2 separate regions of the Homo sapiens genome follow, and region 1 is linked to region 2. A link is a contact called in ENCODE Hi-C data. All regions are on one chromosome and are shown on one strand. Each heading gives the region's core, a stretch centred on a gene start or an enhancer-like site at or near the end of the contact. The rest is flanking DNA. Distances are from core to core; before and after follow the strand shown.

Region 1 (5,149 bases), core at 1,887-4,386, 2.1 Mb before region 2:
ACCTCATATCCAATATACAACTCCTATGATACTATTGGTTCTATGTTCAAAAGATATCCAGAATCTGATTCCATATCTTTTCCTCCACTACAGTACTATGGCCCAAATTCCCATTATCTGGGATTACTGAAATAACATCCAAACTGATCCCCCTTTCTCCTCATAGCAGCCAAATGTCCGTGAACAACATAAGCCAAATCATGTCATTCATCTGCTCAAAATTCTCCAATGGCTCCTAATCTTACCCAGAGTAAAAGCTGAAGTCCTTACAATGACCTTTAGAACTCTACAGGATCTGAAGCCGGGCATGGTGGATCACCTGTAACCCCAGCACTTTGGGAGGCTGAGGCGGGCGGATTGCTTGAGCTCAGGAGTTTCAGACCAGCCTGGGCAACATGGTGAAACCCTGCCTCTACAAAAAATACAAAAATAAGCTGGCTATGGCAGAGTGCGCCTGTGGCCCCAGCTACTCAGGAGGCTGACGTGGGAGGATTGCTTGAGCCCGGGAGGTTGCAGTGAGCCAAGATTGGGCCACTGCATTCAGCCTGGGTGACACAGTGAGGCTCCGTTTAAAAAAGAAAGAAAGAAAGAAAGAAAAGAACTCTACAGGATCTGGCCCCCTGTTACTTTTCTGACTTCATCTCCTACTATTTCCCTTGTTTATTCCACTCTAGCCACCCTCACCTCCTACTCTTCCTTGAGAAGGTCCATCATGGTCTCGCTTGAGGGCCTTTCTTTGGATTTGCTGTACCCTCAACTATCTCCGTGGCTCTCTACCCCCACCCACCACCTGCTTGTTTTTTGGGACAGTGTCACCTGTTGTCTAGGTCCTTACTCTAGAGTGCAGTGGCACAATCTGGGCTCACTGCTTTGGCCTCCCGGCCTCAAGTGATCCTCCCGCCTCAGGCTCTGGAGTAGCTAGGACTACAGGCTCCCGCCACCACACCCAGTATTTTATTTTTATTTATTTATTTATTTATTTTGTAGAGACAGGGTTTCGTCATGTTGCCCAGGCTGGTTTCGAACTCCTGAGCTTAAGCGATCCACCCCGCTCAGCCTCCCAAAGTGCTGGGATTACAGGCGTGCACCACCCCGCCCAGCCTCCTCATCTCTTTCAAGTCTTTGCTGAAATATCTTCTGAAAGAATCACCTGAGTAAGTGAATGACATGACATGAATTAATGATTGGTATGACAAGTTATGACAGAATAGGTGCCATAAGGAAGAGTCAGAACACTAGTGCCCAATGCTTGCTCTTCTAATAGAAGTTAACACAAATCTAACTTTCAACATTGATTGAGCACCCATTATGTAAACTAGACATGTATATGATTGGCTGCTATCAGTGAAGGAAACATTGAAATAATCTTGTTGCTTTGGAAGGTATTCTTGAACATTCTCAGCACCTACAAACAGCTGACTTATTTAGTCACCGAGAAAGCAGTATCCTTTAACAAACAGGAATAGCTTTGGATACCCTGGGGCTTCCCCCTCCTAGGCAATCAGCATCTACACTCATAATCCCTCAATCCAGGCAGTATTTAAATCACTGCACTATTAGAACACTTAGTTCTAGTCCTTACTCTTAATTTGATGGGTGACTAAGTAAATCACTTATTGCCTCAATTCTTTCATCCCTATGATAAAATGTCTAATTTTACCTGGTTCCTAATTCAGGTTGAGATAACAGGACAATATGCACTTGGCTGTTAGAAGTTGGCAGAATGTATGCATTACGGAGCTTAAGAAAAAAATCTTTTTTAAAGCTAAGATTTCTAAATGAGGGCTATTTAAAACTCATCTTCAGTTTGTGGTAGACTTAAGGTCTTTATTATCTCCTTTTTTGTTTTTTAACCTCAATTTTTCACTTAACACCACTTCTACGCTTGAACTCATTTTAGCCTATTTTTTGTTCACAACTGCTAGTTTTTCAGTCCAACCTAGCTCAAAGCAACGGAGAAACATGATAAATCTGAGTAATCAACCAGAGACATTAAAATGTGTAGTTCACTCCAGGAATGGATGTGAGCATTGGAGGGCAGGGAGACGAACACAAAGGACTGAGGGAGCACATGTCGGGGAAACAAGGAAAGATAGTAATGTTAAATTTATAAACACTGCTCAATTCAATCCAAAAAGCGTTTATTGAGTGCAGAGCTCTGTGCTGGTCATTTTAGTAAAGCCAAGATGAGCAAGACTTATGATGAGTCTCTGTCATCAAGGAGCTGGGAGTATGAGCTGAACTAAGACGCACACAAATTATTAAAATATGGTGCAGGGTACTTAAAGGAAGTCCAAGGAGAAATAAAGCTGACATTATTCAGGACGTTTTAATATGTCAGGGCAGTCACATATATTAACAACCCTTCCAAAAATTCCAGGTAGGCTCAGGGAGGATAGGTAACTTGTCATTAACGCTAGAAAGTTAGTGTAGTCTGGCATTGTCCCTAACCGAGGTTCTAAAGCTCAGGCTCCTTTCAGAACACTACTGTTAAAGGGAAGCCCCAAAGAGTCGGGGGAGGGGACTAAGTTTTGACTGGATGTGTCTCGGTTGCCGTGGAGGGAACAAGAGGTCAGAAAAGCCATTTGGAGGCAGCGTGTGCGATGGGACTATAAGGATGAACCGGAGATTGAGTGGGAACCAGTGGAGGGAAGAGGGAGGGACTTTTCAGGCTAAGGAAGTAATAAGAGCAATTAGCTGCTCTCATAATTCTTGAGTCAAGCAGTTAATGTAGGTAGAAAACCTGGCGTCCGCCCCCCCACCACCCCCCACCGGAACTTTTCCGTTGGAGCTTGTAGGTGTTCGCCAATTTCACCATTAGGTGTGTTAGTTTTGTAACCTGAAGGAAAAAAAAAACTCATGTTTTAATAGCAGTGGATTCCTCGGACGGAGGGTGGGGGTCAGGCCAGGAGCCTCTGGCACACTCCGTCTCTCCTACCCCTCAGCTCGGCCGCCACCTGTGAGCCGTTGATGTGCGGGAAGGGCGCTCTCTACGGCGGGATCCTCGCTGGTAGGAGGCAGGTCCCAGGCCTGGCAAGGGTTGACCCCGGAGGGCTGGGCCGGGGCGGCACCCCAGGAGCACCTGCCCACGAGGCGGCTGCGCGGACAGACGTTCCAGCCCCTCCCGCCTCGCCGTGTGTTTACGTGGAGACGAAGATGGCGGCGGCGGCGGCGGTGACGGCGCTTCCCGTGCGGCTGAGGACGATCCGCCAGTGAGCGCGGAGACTGCTTCCACTTCGGGCGGGGGAGCGCCGGACCGAATCGGCTCTCTAGGCCGTGGAGCTTGCCGTCCCACCTCCGTCCAAATCGACCTTTCCTTTCTATCCCCAACCACCCCTCAACCCCTGTTTTCCCCTGCCTTCCTTGCAGAGGCCATGGAGGACGAGGAGAGACAGAAGAAGCTGGAGGCCGGCAAAGCCAAGGTAGGAGAGCCCGAGGCAACCGGGCCTGCGGTGGGAGGCGGTGGCTAGCACGGGGTGGGAGGGGGCCTGGGAAGCGGAGTTCGCCGCAGCCCCAGTGCACTGCCCGAGAGGGAGGTGCTGCAGGGTCTTAGGGTCTGCATCTCTCCTCGCCCTCCTCCTTTCCCCTTTTTCCAGTTGGGGGACAAAGCCTTGTGCTAGCTGATAATACTTCCGCGAGGATTGAATATTGTGGCTCCTTTCTCGTGAATGTCCAAATAAAACTCCCCTTTTACTGTATTGCTGTAAACTAGTGTTTAGTTGCTTCTAAACCTCCGATCTTTCATTTTTTTAAGGAGTTTTCTGGGTGGTGCAGGCATTGTGCTTTCCAGGGTGGGGATTTAGGGCTTTTCTTTATTGGGTTGGGGATTTGTGCGCTGATCATCAGCTTGTCTTCCTTAGGTAGCACGCTGGCACTCTTGGGTGTGTGTGATTGGCCTGTGACAGCTGTCTCAGCAGTGGCTTGTGTGTGCCACAAGTGCCAGCTGTGAACTTGGCTTTAGGGGCGTTTTTAGAAGCGTGTCTTTGTATGTTTGTACTTGAAGGTCTTTGTCATGGCATGCGCTTTTGTGTCCTATGGAATGTTAATGCAGTCTGTGAATGGAACTTCTGAGGACCGAAAGGTTCCATATGCCAACACCTATAGAATTCCTGCTTTAAATAATTTAGTTGTTATATATCTCTCTGGCGAATCCTGGTTGTGTGTGTGTGTGTGTGTGTGTGTGTGTGAACGGTTATGGAAAAGCCTGTAAAGCAAACAATACAATACACAATTATACACAGGCATCGTTCATTGGGCTTCATGAGAAATTTAACATATACAGAATATAAGCTGCGTAGCATATTTCTTTTAAAAATTACATATTTGAGCATATATTTTGTCTGGGCTCAAAAGCCCCCTTCCTCCCTTCAATGAAGTCTTCTTTTATGGATTATATTATTTTTAGAGATAATTGTTAGCAGTCATACTTGGACAAAAATTGTATTACAGGTAACTGTTTTTCCTCTCTTCCTTTCTCTTCTCCTCACATAAACAAAGGAAACCAGGTTAGTGATTTATTATCAATGAAGGGCCATACCGCAGAGATGCAGTGATAGAAGCTCAACACAAGTTTGTTAAATGAATATATATATAAAAACTAGCTTCATATTTCTAAAATATAGTTGACTTTCCTATAAGCTCCCTCTATTTAAGATCAAGGTTTAAATGCTTGTATATAGCCAGGTAAATTTTTACTTTCGAATCTATAAATGGTGGGAAAGGGGAATCAGGGTATCTTTAGAAGTCCAAAGCCTACACTTGTGCAATCTGAGGGGCTGAGCAAGCTCTATGCATCTACGGAAGTAGTGGAGGTGAAGTGTGTGCCCCTCCAAAAGCATTGAAGATCTGATTAGATGTCTTACTTGTCTGTTACCTCACAATTTTTATTGCCTGCCCCCAGAAATGTCTTTCCTGAATATATGTGAAGCAGTCCTACAAAACATGGTTTACTTTGGACATACACATTTCATAATAGAGGATTTATTTAAATTGCTTGCAGTTGTAGTTGATGTGGCAAAATACAATTCTAGTTTCTTTGTGTGTTTCTTTATCTTTCAGAATTCTATGTATGGGGTAAAAACCTGTTTAAGGTGAATTTTTGTTGTAAAAGATTATCTTCTTTTAGAATTTAGCCCTTTTTCCAGTAAGA
Region 2 (4,975 bases), core at 1,201-3,700:
TTTTAATTTTAGAGTTCTTCCATGCTGTTCCATTTATTCAAAGTGAAATTCTTGTTGTATTTATCGTCCAGAAATATATCAATGCACATTCCTATTAAAGAGTTGATCTTCCCTCAAACTATGACCCATCCCAAATACAATGACAAAAGTAAAAACCAAATAAAATGCTAGAATTGCTATTCCAAACAAAGCCACTTCTCTTCTGGTGGTGTACTGCTATGAAAAGTTGTAAAAAAGCTAGTGAGTACTGAAGATCATCCTCAGCCTTTGTTTATTTAGATAAACGCTACTTTTTTGGATAGGTTCTATCAGTAAGCTAACAAAACCATTTAGAGATTCATGTGAAGTGTGGCAGCTTCTGCCTATGGATATGTATCAGATTCACTATGATCCCAAATTTAAAATTTCAGGTCAATATGCATTCATACTTTAAAAAAAAAGAAAAGAAAAAATGTGTAACAAAAGCCTTTGTCACTTCACACCAATGTAAATTATAGCAATAGTAGTTACCTAGGTAATTACTTCTCCTCTCAATCACAGAAGAGCTTTTTTTTAAAAAAAAAAAAAAAAGAAAGAAAAAAAAAGGAAAAAAGGAGAAGGTAGTGGGCTCTAAATTGGAGAAATTCTAATTTTACTGGCTGAGCTGAGGTCCAGGTAACAATACTTTAAAAACTTCCCAAGGGATTCTAATGTACAGTCAGGGCTGAGAACCATTACTCAAGTCACTTTCCTGCAATTTAACATGGCACACTGCAGCAGGAAAATACTCAAAAGGGCCTAGGGGCCTACTGATGAAATCCAAACTCTTTGGCCTCGCATGCAAAGATCTCCACAGTGTGATCCCGAATCCCCTACTTCACCCAAACTGGCTTAATCATAATCCCTTACTTCTTTTGAGTTCCTCCTATCTGGAACTCACTTCCCCCACTCTCCATTATTCAAGGTCTACTTCAAATTCCTATGTCTCCACCAAATACACAAAGATCTTCCCCACAAAGTACACAGTGATCTATCTCTGAAATCTCTGAGACCATCCCTTATATGTAGAACTTATCTGGTATTTGGATGTATAGCGACACTTTGTACTACAATTTATCTTTGCACATATTCCTACTCCCCACCTAGACTGGAAGCTTTGGGGATCACAAACAGGGCAACAAACAACTGTATACCTAGAGCTTACTCAAGCACACAATAAATCTTTTTTGGTATTAAGGATGATGAACAAGAAAAACATTTAGACATATAAAGCTAAACTTGCTCAAAATTATTTCTTTTTTTTTTCTCTTCAATTTACCTGGCCCCATTTTCTATGATCTAAGTATTCATAAAAACTTCATTAAAAAAACAAAAAACTTTCTCATACTACAATTTATTGATCAATAAACAAGTCTACGGTTATTGGCAACTTTCACTGACTTTAAATATCTGACACTTTGGGGATTTTTTTTTTCTTTTTTCAATCTTATAATGACTGAGAAAGGTAATATCTTTTTTCAAATGTTTCATTTATTTTCTGAAGTATACTGCACTCTAATTTAGCGGGGTCTTCTTTAAAAAAAAAATCGTGTCCTAAGAGAAAGCTTCAGAACCAGAAAATGCCGTTCTAGTAGCTGTGCGTTACTATAAGGGTCCATTAAAATTCCTTGTGTCTAACTTATTCTTGCTGATGAGCCAGTTTCCTAACCCCAAAGGTAAAGATCAAATGTTAAGTCGCCAAACCTTAACCACGTTCTACTGCCTTAACCGTGGCACAAGGTTCAGATTAAGAAATCGCCTTTGACCCAGAAGTTCCAGTTCCAGGACCTTTAACAATAATGACACATACATTTACCTTTGTAACTCACTGTTACCAGATTAACGACCATTACTAGCGTGCTTTGGGTGCAACCACCCACTCTTCAAATTCCGCTTCTGAAGAAACTAAGATCCAGGGCCAGTAGGGAAACAGAAACCGGAGTCGGGCTTTGGAAAACATAGCAGCGTCCATAACCACGCTCAGTCAATAACACTAAAACACTCGACCACTGAGATGCCACCTGTACACACCCACCCCTAGTCCACTACTTTCTCTAGCCTACCATCCAAACTTGAATCTGACTCAAACTTAAGGAAATTCCAAAGATCTGGGACAAATGGTGTGTTTCCACTCGACATGGACCCCAAAGATCCCCTCTAGACATCCTGTTTTTTGGACCAAATGCCAGGAACATAAGACAGGTTCGATTTCCTCCCGCGCCCCAGCGCTCCCGGTTCTAGGGCCCCGAACTTCGAACCTCAGCCCTCTTCTTACCCAGGCCTGCACGCCTCATCCTGCCAGAGGAGAGAGAGAAAAGGCGGGTGCGGGGCTTTGGGTGAGTAGGAAACAGCTAGGGGCGACCCGGACCGCGTCTTCAGTACCAGGGCCCAGCGAAACACCAACTTCTTCCCCTAAAGCGCCACGACATCAGTGGAGTCTAAACACCGCGCCGGATGATGGCGTCACCACGGCGCTCATTGGAGCCCTGGGAAGAAGGTTGAAAGGCATTCTGGGAAATGTAGTTCACCAACGCATAACGTGTTGCTGAGGGCGTGATGTGAACCCGGTTCCAGGAGCGGACGGGGCGTCCGGAAAAGGGGGCGGCTTCGACTGCGGCTCTGATTCTGGGTCTCTGATCCAACGTTCCCGCTGTTCCGCTCGCAGCCCGCGGGTCGCTGCTTTCAGTTTGTTGACCACCAAGTTTAACCCAGCAGATCTGCTCCTCCCCACCCACAAGAGGATGGTTGGGGTATCTTTCCTGATTTAGCCTCGAACTCCCTCTCACCTCCAGAGACGATTCAGGGAAAGTTAGAGAAAACTTTGTCCAGGTTTCTCAGTTTACAAACAAGTAATCCGACACCCACAGAAGTAACCGATTTGTGCCTTGTAGTATCCAGTAAAGGAAAGAAAACCAGGTTCCTTTGAGTAGGACTCCTGCTCAGATGAGAGCAGACTAGGAAAGGCTGCGGGATCTGGTCAGAGGCACTGAATAGTTAGTTCCCTGTTACTGCATCTGTTGTACTTCTAGAAAGAACCAAGACTTTTAGTTGTTATGGGGACCAAAGGACCCCTAAACGCTCTCCCACTTTTTTTTTTTTAACTTACACAAAGCTTATTGAAATACTGCTTACACAAGGCAGTGTGCCAATTAGGGGTTTAAAACTTGTTGGCGAGTTGGAGGTGTTACTGGTATCGAGGTTAATCCTAGAATTTCATTTTATCTCAGAGGATTTATCGTGAGAATACGATGAAATCGTGGTTTTTGAAGGGAAAACAAAAAAACCTGATACACAGTAGGTGATCAAAATTCACTGGGTGTCTGCGGTTTTGTTGTTGCTGCTGTATATATGGCAGTGGAATCGTCTCCACACTAGAGATTTCCGAATATGTGATCTTTGATCATTTAGCGTTTCCTCATAGTTTCCCAGGACATTATTAACATTGACTATAATACTGGCATAAGTCTCTGCGTTAAGTTGCTTTTGTAAAAAACACATGAAAACAATTTTTAATAAGAGTTATTAACCTGGGAAGGAGGCTTTATCCAATAGTGTTTTGATAGAAAAAAATCATTAAAATAAAACCGCCATTTTCTAAAAGCAATGAAATTAAATAAGCATAATATCAGGGACAATTATTACAAATAAAAGATGGAGATTCAATAAAAGAAATGATAGCTAGGTATCCCTTTATAACTTAAAATCTGTGACAGTCCTTTGGTTAAAAAAATGCATGTTCTATAATTAAAACGTTTAAAAATTGCCTTACAGAAGGCTTGCTGATGGAAATGTAGAAATCGTTATTTTTGAAAATATGGTAATATTTACTAGAACTAATCATTTAGATTACATAAAATATACTGCTTCCTTTACATGGTAGGAAGACATAAGAATGAAATGTAGTTAAAAGGAAAACATATATAATGTACTAAGAATATAACTGAAGTAAGGCAAAGCTAGTTCATATTGAAGTTGTTACCTAAAAAATCCAATTATTGTTTTTAGCTAACGTTGCTAGTATCAAATTAGGATAATGTCATCTGAAAAAAATTTGCACTCAAAGGAAGAGGCAGGAAAAATGAACTCAATGTGCAGAAAAAGAATTATTAAATGTGACCATAGTTGACATTAGCGATCAGAGGGAATCATTTTCACTTTTCTCGTTGTGCTTTTTCCTTTTTAAATTAAAATCCTTAACTTTTCTTACTGATTGAAAGCAAATAAATTTCACAGAGATGAATAGCATTTAGAACCTCTTCTCTATTCTCACAGGATAGTCTCACAGAAAACATCTAATGTTTGTAGGTCTCTAGGAGATAAAGGACTAAAAATTACTTAAAATAATATTAAGTATTCCTTCTAGTAATTACAAAAGCAAGAATAAAAGCAGGAAATGTCTGAATCGAGGTGCAAAATTGGAACTTTTCTTTCTCCTATCTGTCTGCTTCCTGCCTGCCCATTTGTCCTACCTCTTCCTGACCAAATTTCAAGTCCAATCCAAGGGAAAAGAGCATACCAAGCTCTCAAAACTGGTTCAATAAACATTAACACATTTTTCAATCATGAAGCAAATTCAGTATCTCGGGTATCATATTTGAACTGTCACAAAATGTAAACTAGAAACAAAAAGCTCTTGATTTACAAACAAGCTATGGGACAAAGTTTGTTTCTAAGTTTGTTGTTTGGTATTTAAAGCACATTTTCCCTGAAGACTGAAATGATGGTCAGGTTCCCAACTCAGCCCAGAAAACACATGGCTGTTAGAGTTACTATGCTGGCCAATCAAAGTCTGTGTAACCCATAGGACAGCAGAAATACCGCGTATTTTCAAGACCAATAGAAGGAAAATAATGTTGTAATACTTGTGATAAAATAAAGCAAAGCCATTAAAGAAGAAATAGAGTGTTTAAAAATTATTTTGGTTATTCATGTTTGAGAAAGAATGAGTTTTACTTAA

What was found. A loop is a pair of places that touch in the nucleus more often than their neighbours do. Pooled maps may share reads with other maps.
Region 1: a map of CD8-positive, alpha-beta T cell shows a loop between it and region 2 (10-fold over the local background). The contact joins the promoter of AKAP9 here to the promoter of BET1 in region 2. A Hi-C loop is called at or near these places in 3 of 168 maps with a recorded cell type or tissue (CD4-positive, alpha-beta memory T cell, CD8-positive, alpha-beta T cell and naive thymus-derived CD4-positive, alpha-beta T cell), 1 of 37 single-sample maps with no recorded cell type and 10 of 50 pooled maps.

The regions. Positions count from the first base shown.
Region 1 is chr7:91,937,726-91,942,874 of GRCh38, forward strand. It overlaps AKAP9 (A-kinase anchoring protein 9), which reads left to right and starts at 3,137. Exons shown (of 50, transcript NM_005751.5): 1 at 3,137-3,422. The coding sequence starts at 3,375. LOC124901698 (a long non-coding RNA gene) reads right to left here and starts at 3,126. Exons shown (of 2, transcript XR_007060431.1): 1 at 2,939-3,126; 2 at 2,125-2,839. RefSeq lists enhancers at 2,678-3,239, 3,278-3,427 and a silencer at 2,968-3,077.
Region 2 is chr7:94,001,905-94,006,879 of GRCh38, forward strand. It overlaps BET1 (Bet1 golgi vesicular membrane trafficking protein), which reads right to left and starts at 2,451. Exons shown (of 4, transcript NM_005868.6): 1 at 2,294-2,451. The coding sequence starts at 2,312. RefSeq lists enhancers at 1,661-2,267, 2,268-2,873, 2,328-2,377, 2,388-3,017.